2 separate regions of the Homo sapiens genome follow, and region 1 is linked to region 2. A link is an interaction called in ENCODE POLR2A ChIA-PET data of the cell type or tissue named here. Cell type or tissue: HepG2. All regions are shown on one strand. Each heading gives the region's core, and the rest is flanking DNA. Links, peaks and the distances in the headings are about the cores only. Region 1 overlaps ITCH (itchy E3 ubiquitin protein ligase). Region 2 has its middle 8.2 kb from the start of AHCY.

The links. Peaks named below come from ENCODE experiments on the same cell type or tissue, not always from the same donor. Only the 100,000 strongest peaks of a DNase experiment are listed, where the experiment ranks them.
Region 1: POLR2A ChIA-PET joins it to region 2 with 11 read pairs; 23 of 35 experiments call an interaction of 5 or more read pairs at or near these places.

The regions. Positions count from the first base shown.
Region 1 is chr20:34,510,829-34,513,739 of GRCh38, forward strand. ITCH (itchy E3 ubiquitin protein ligase) reads left to right here. Exons shown (of 25, transcript NM_031483.7): 25 at 1-945. Among named protein-coding and RNA genes, the nearest start is that of DYNLRB1, 4.1 kb to the right of the region's middle. RefSeq lists a silencer at 1,856-2,150. In HepG2, for the core only: no CTCF peak of the experiment used is centred there; DNase peaks (open chromatin) are centred at 1,313 and 1,943; H3K4me3 peaks cover 890 bases.
Region 2 is chr20:34,310,102-34,313,012 of GRCh38, forward strand. It overlaps a transcript of AHCY not described here. Among named protein-coding and RNA genes, the nearest start is that of AHCY, 8.2 kb to the left of the region's middle. RefSeq lists an enhancer at 1,497-2,095. In HepG2, for the core only: CTCF peaks have their summits at 1,502, 2,213 and 2,760 (motif pointing right); DNase peaks (open chromatin) are centred at 540, 1,350 and 2,351; H3K4me3 peaks cover 2,233 bases.

The DNA.
Region 1 (2,911 bases), core at 308-2,807, 200 kb after region 2:
AAAGACATATTCAGGTACTGATTTTTCATCAAGAGATTGACATACCAATGATCAGAAATTTTAGTGAAACTTGACTCAACTATACACAAAGTTCTCATCCTAAATGAACTATTTCAGTCAAGCCCACTCTACCACTTTTTACTTATCTGGTTAATAATCCGAAATGTTACCGGGGTTGACTCACGGAATTAAATTTTTCCTCTATTTTTATATCCTTTCCTGTTGTGGATGTAACTTACCTTTCTAAACTCCTTTAGAGTTAACGACTTCTATTTAGTATTGTTGGTATCTCCAGCCCCCCTCCTTTTTTTGTTTTTCTTTTAGTTATTTACTTTGTTTGTATAATTTGCTTTCATTAACTAAAAATGGAATTGGCAGCACTGGATTGTATATTACTGTATTAAGAGTACCTTTGTTTTCTTGATCTGTTACTTTTAATACTCAGGTAATGCTACAAATATTACAGGGAGTCAAATGCTTTTATAAAGTTCCTTCAGTGGTTGCCTCACTTGCGTTTTCCTACAAGATGTAAGACTGTTTATAATTAAACTTTTTTGGTCCTTCATTTGCATGCTTTTCTATCAGTCTTGGGTAAGGAGGGGTCTCTTTCCTCTCTCCCCGGCCCCACCTTCTGAGACTTATATGTGACCAGGTCACATAGATTTCTGCCTCTCTGCTTTTTTAAGTGGCAAGTTACAGCCCATCTGGATTGTGGTATTGTTCCCAGACCAAATCAAGGGTTGGACTGCTTATTCTCGCAGCCCAATAATGAGGTGCAGATGAACTGAGAAAGGAGGGAGTTTATTTCTGTAACCAGGTATGGGGAGAAAGCCTGGAAATGATCCCAAGACCAACTCAAAACTACAAAGTTTTCCAGAGCTTATTTACATTATAAGCTATATGTCTACATGTGAGTGTACATTCATCTAAAGACATAAGTGATTCACTTTTTTAAATCTATAAATAAGATCTGAGCCCTGAAGACCTTCCTCTGGAGCCTCAGTAAATTTACTTAATCTAAATGGGTCCAGGTGCTGGGGTGATTACCCTTATCTTGTTTCCTGCTAAATCATGGAGGTTTGGGGACTTCCTTCAGACCCCCAGTAAACTTGTTTGTGGAGGCCTTCAGACCCCCTCAATAAGTTCCTTCAGACCCCCAATAAAACTTGTTTAATCCTAAATGGGTTCCTTTGTTATCTTGTCATGCTTCAAGGCCCAGAAAAGGCCTGGGCAAAACCCTTGGTGGCCTTTTGTTACATTCTAGCCTTTGCATAAGGGCCCTCACTCTTTCAGCTTTTAATATTTAACTTAACCACTCAGTGCTGAAACAGTTGTTATGGAGGCCTGCGTTATTGAGATCTGGCCTGCCACGGTACGGGTAGAAAAAAACTAGAAAGAGCTGTTGCAGATGAGACTGGATTTGGTGCCCATGTTGAAGATGAAGATATCTGCAGGGGCCATCAACCAACATAAAGGCCTCCATATGAATTGCTTTTCTGAGACAACTAAAAGACCGGGACCACAGGCATGAGTGCTGAGTAGAGAACCACCAACTAGCTAGCTGTCAAGACTGTTACCAAGACTGTTCTCAACAAGCTGACCTGGTTACCAGCGTCAGTAGAACTTTGTCTTATTAGGAAGCTCAGGTGATTATGCTCTCATTTAAAACAGAACCAGTGGAGAGAGACTAAGGGAAGAGGAATTTTTTAATACGGCTGATCTAACATGGACTAGAGGACAAAAACTGCAGGCCCCTCCCAGGTCCTGAGTAGTTAGTAGACCCTATCCTGTTTATTCTGTCCAATGGAAGCTGCTAGAATGCTCTAGTTTCATTGTGGCTTAGAATAAGGGGAAAAATATGCCCCGCTAAGTGAGGGTCAATGGTCAGTAAGTAATTGTTCTTACTGGCCATTGGCTCTCATCCCAAACCCTACAAATCATCAAACTGGGACTCAGCTGTGACTGACTGGCTGTTCTCTGGACTTTTTAAGTGTCTGTCTCACATTATGTAACTCCAGTACAGGAGCTGCTCTCTCTCCCAGCCCATTTCAGTTGTCAATTCTTCCATGTTCATAGGACTCCTTTGTGATCAGGATATCTGGAGTGAGGAGCCAGGGGAATATTCCTGGTTGGCAAGGAAAAGAGGGCCTTAAACATAAATCCCAGAAGGACACTGTTGATCACTTATGCACAGGGGTCTGTTAATAAGCAAAGAGTGGCTATGGACAAGAGGATTTCCTCAAAGCACCCCACAGGGAAGGACCTTGACAATTTGTAGTCATACTTGAAAGATCACTAAAAACAGCCCTCCTGTTATTTTTCTTCTAATTCAGACCTGTTGTTCTATTTGTCTTCCATATCATAGCAACCAGTACCACACCCATATTCATTTAATACCAAAACAACTGTCAACATTTATCACTATGTGCAGGACACTGGTAGATATGCTATGTGCAGTGTCACTTAGTCTTCCTGTTATTGGTAATGATTATCTCTGTTTTACAAGAAAATAGAGGCTCAAAATGATTGAATCATGTCCACAACTATTAAGTAGAAAGAATACAGGCTGGAATCCAGGATGGTTTGACTCTAAAGCATGCATACTTTACCATTTTTGTTGTACTGCTACTTACCACAACACTGGGAGTCGAATGTGACCAATTTTGCCATTCCATTTAATTAGTCTCCAAATCCTATCTATCCCCAAAACTTTTTTTTTTTGAGATGGAGTCACGCTCTGTCGCCCAGGCTGGAGTGCAGTGGCGCAATCTCGGCTCGCTGCAACCTCCACCTCCCGGGTTCAAGTAATTCTGCCTCAGCCTCCCTAGTAGCTGGGATTACAGGTGCCCATCACCAATGCACGGCTAATTTTTGTATTTTTAGTAGAGACGGGGTTTCCCCACGTTGGCCA
Region 2 (2,911 bases), core at 263-2,762:
GGAATGCAGTGGCGCGATCTTGGCTCACTGCAACCTCCACCTCCCAGGTTCAAGCGATTCTCCTGCCTCAGCCTCCCAAGTAGCTGGGATTACAGGCGCCTGCCACCACGCCCAGCTAATTATTTTTATTTTTATTTTTAATAGAGATGGGGTTTCACTATGTTGGCCAGGCTGGTCTTGAACGCCTGACCTCGTGATCCACCTGCCTTGGCCTCCCAAAGTGCTGGGATTACAGACGTGAGCCACCATGCCCGGCTGATTAATTTTATTTTTAAGTTTACTATCACATGGATAAAAAGTTTACAGTTTAATAACATACTATTGGTAAGAGTGTGGGGAAACAGGCCTCCTCATACTTTGGTTTTGGGATTGTACATTGGCACAACCTTAATGAACAACACTCTGGTAATAACTAACAAGATTACAAACCCGCATGCCCTTTGACCAAGCAGTTCCACTTCTAGGAATTTATTCCAAAGATGTTTGTACACATGAGCAAAATGACGTTAAGAACAAAAGACTGTCCTTCCATGGAAGACTTGTTAAATAAATATTGGTACAGTCCACATGATGGAATATGCAGATAGCCATTTTTTTGTTTAAATGAGCTGTTTATCTAACAATATAGAATGATCTTCAAGATATGGTGGCCCAGTGCGATGGCCCAAGCCTGAGGCCTAAGCGCCACTGCACTCTGCCTGGGCAACAAAGCGAGACCCTGTCCGTATTTTAAAAAAACGACAGTCGGGCGTGGTGGCTCATGTCTGTAATCCCAGCACTTTGGAAGGCTGATTCGGGCGGGTCACCTGAGGTCAGGAGTTCGAGATCGGCCTGGCCAACATGGCGAAATCCCATCTCTACTAAAAATACAAAAATTAGGCGGGCGTGGTGGCACACACCTGTAATCCCAGCTACTCAGTAGGCTGAGGCAGGAGAATCGCTTGAGCCCGGTAGGTTGCAGTGAGCCGAGATTGTGCCACTGCACTCTAGCCTGGGCAACAGAGTGAGACTCTGTCTAAAAAACAAACAAAACAACAACAACAACAAAACCAACAACAAAACATATAATGAAGGACAAAAAGCAAAGTGCAGAACGGTGCGCCTAGTATGCGATTATTTATGTAAAAGAAAGAAAAGAACACACAAACAGGTATTTGCCTATACATGCAGAAAATATACCAGGCTGGATGTACAAGAAACTGCTAACAGTGCTTCCCTGGGGATCCCCGCCCACGCCGCTGAAAGCTGCCCTGGACGTTAACTGTTGATGTCCCTTCTCCAGGTCCAGGCCCCAGTGGAGCTTCTGGCGGGAAGGTCGAAACCCCAGGCAGAAGCAGGTCCCGGTCCCTCCTCCCGACCTTTGTACCTGCCTTTTCCGTGTTTGCTTTTGCAAACAATTAGGTCCTGGGCGCGGAGGGGCGGAGAGGGGGCGGAGAGGGGGCGGAGGGCGCACAAGCCTGCCCTTTGGCCGCGGGGCTTTAGCCTGCCCTAGCTTCAGCATCCCCGCTCGCCTCCCGGCGGTCCTGCGTCTCACTCTGGATTAACTGGAGGCTTCGAGATGGGATAGAGAGGGGTGCAGGCGCTGAGAAAGCCCGCTGATGGGGATGGAGCCGGATTAAGCAGTTCTGTGGAGTTCCTCCCTTCTTGTCCACCCCGCTAGGGGTCTCTCCTTTCCCGCTGTATCCACGCCCCTCCCTCCAGGCCCCCTGGGCCCACCTCGAAGTCACCGCTGGGCTGGGGAGTACAGAGGTGGGGGACTTCTTAGAGACCCTGGGACAGGGCCCCCCTCTCTCCCTCAATCCTTCTCATCCCACGCGGCTCCGCTGTGAGTCGGGCGTCCCAGGAGCTGCCGGCCCACCCATCCGCGGGTTTCTTCCGTTGGGGGAGCCCTCCAGACTCGTAGAATATAAGAGAGCGCCCCTCCCTAGCCGCGGGCCATCTCTAAGCGACAGGCTTTAAGAGGCACCCCGAAAGGGGGATGTGAGGTGGTGTGGTTCTATATCATTATATCGAAATCATCTGATTATGTGCCTGTCCCATTACTTCCAGGAGGGACAGAAACCTGTATGGCTTTGCCAGCTGCTGTGTCCCCAGGGTCCAGCTCAGTGCCTGGCACACAGACTGCACACAATATTTGGGAATGAATTAATGTTCCCAGATGTCTGCCCCGGAACCCACGCTGTGGTGCCCCTTGGCTTCAGCCCACAGTCCTGGCTCTCCTCAGGGTGGAGCCAGGGAGTCCCCTAATCCAGGTCTCTGACGTCCCCCGCTGAGGCTGGATCGTTCCCCAGTGGGGCTGGATGGCCTCTGGGTTCACTTCCCAGCCTTGTCTGAGCTTCCACGCCCCTTTTATCCTAATATTTGCTAAGAGCCTCGTCCAGGGACCTTAGGAGTCACACAGCCAGGGGTTCTGCCCCTGCCCTTCATTTCTCAGATGATAGAAAAGCAAAAGGAACACTCTGAGAACTTGTAATGGGGAGGAGTGGGGGGTTGGTCCAGTCTGACGGGGCGGGGGCAGGGTGGGAGACGTCCTTGGAGCGAGATCTGAGGCAGAGGAGCTCAGTCCACAGAAAGGGAGCACGGGCTCCACGCTGCAAGAGTAGGGAGCTGTAAGGTGCCCTCCCCAGACGGCTCCATTTTGCCCACCTTCCTTTGCGGATAGCACCCCTGGACCTCCGAGGTCAGCCTGTGCCCTGCAGCTGGAGTCGCCCTTGACTCCACTGTGCCAGGAGAGGGCACCCTGCTCCCAGCTTTGGCTTCAGACTGCTGCAGTGCAAACTCTTCCCTCCAGGGGCAGGATTTGGAGCGCTGTGATGATAACCTCCCAGCTGCCCTGGGAGAAAGCAAAGTACAGCTTATCGCTCCCTCCCATAGGAAGAAACTGAGGTTCAGAGAAGAGCAATGAATGTTG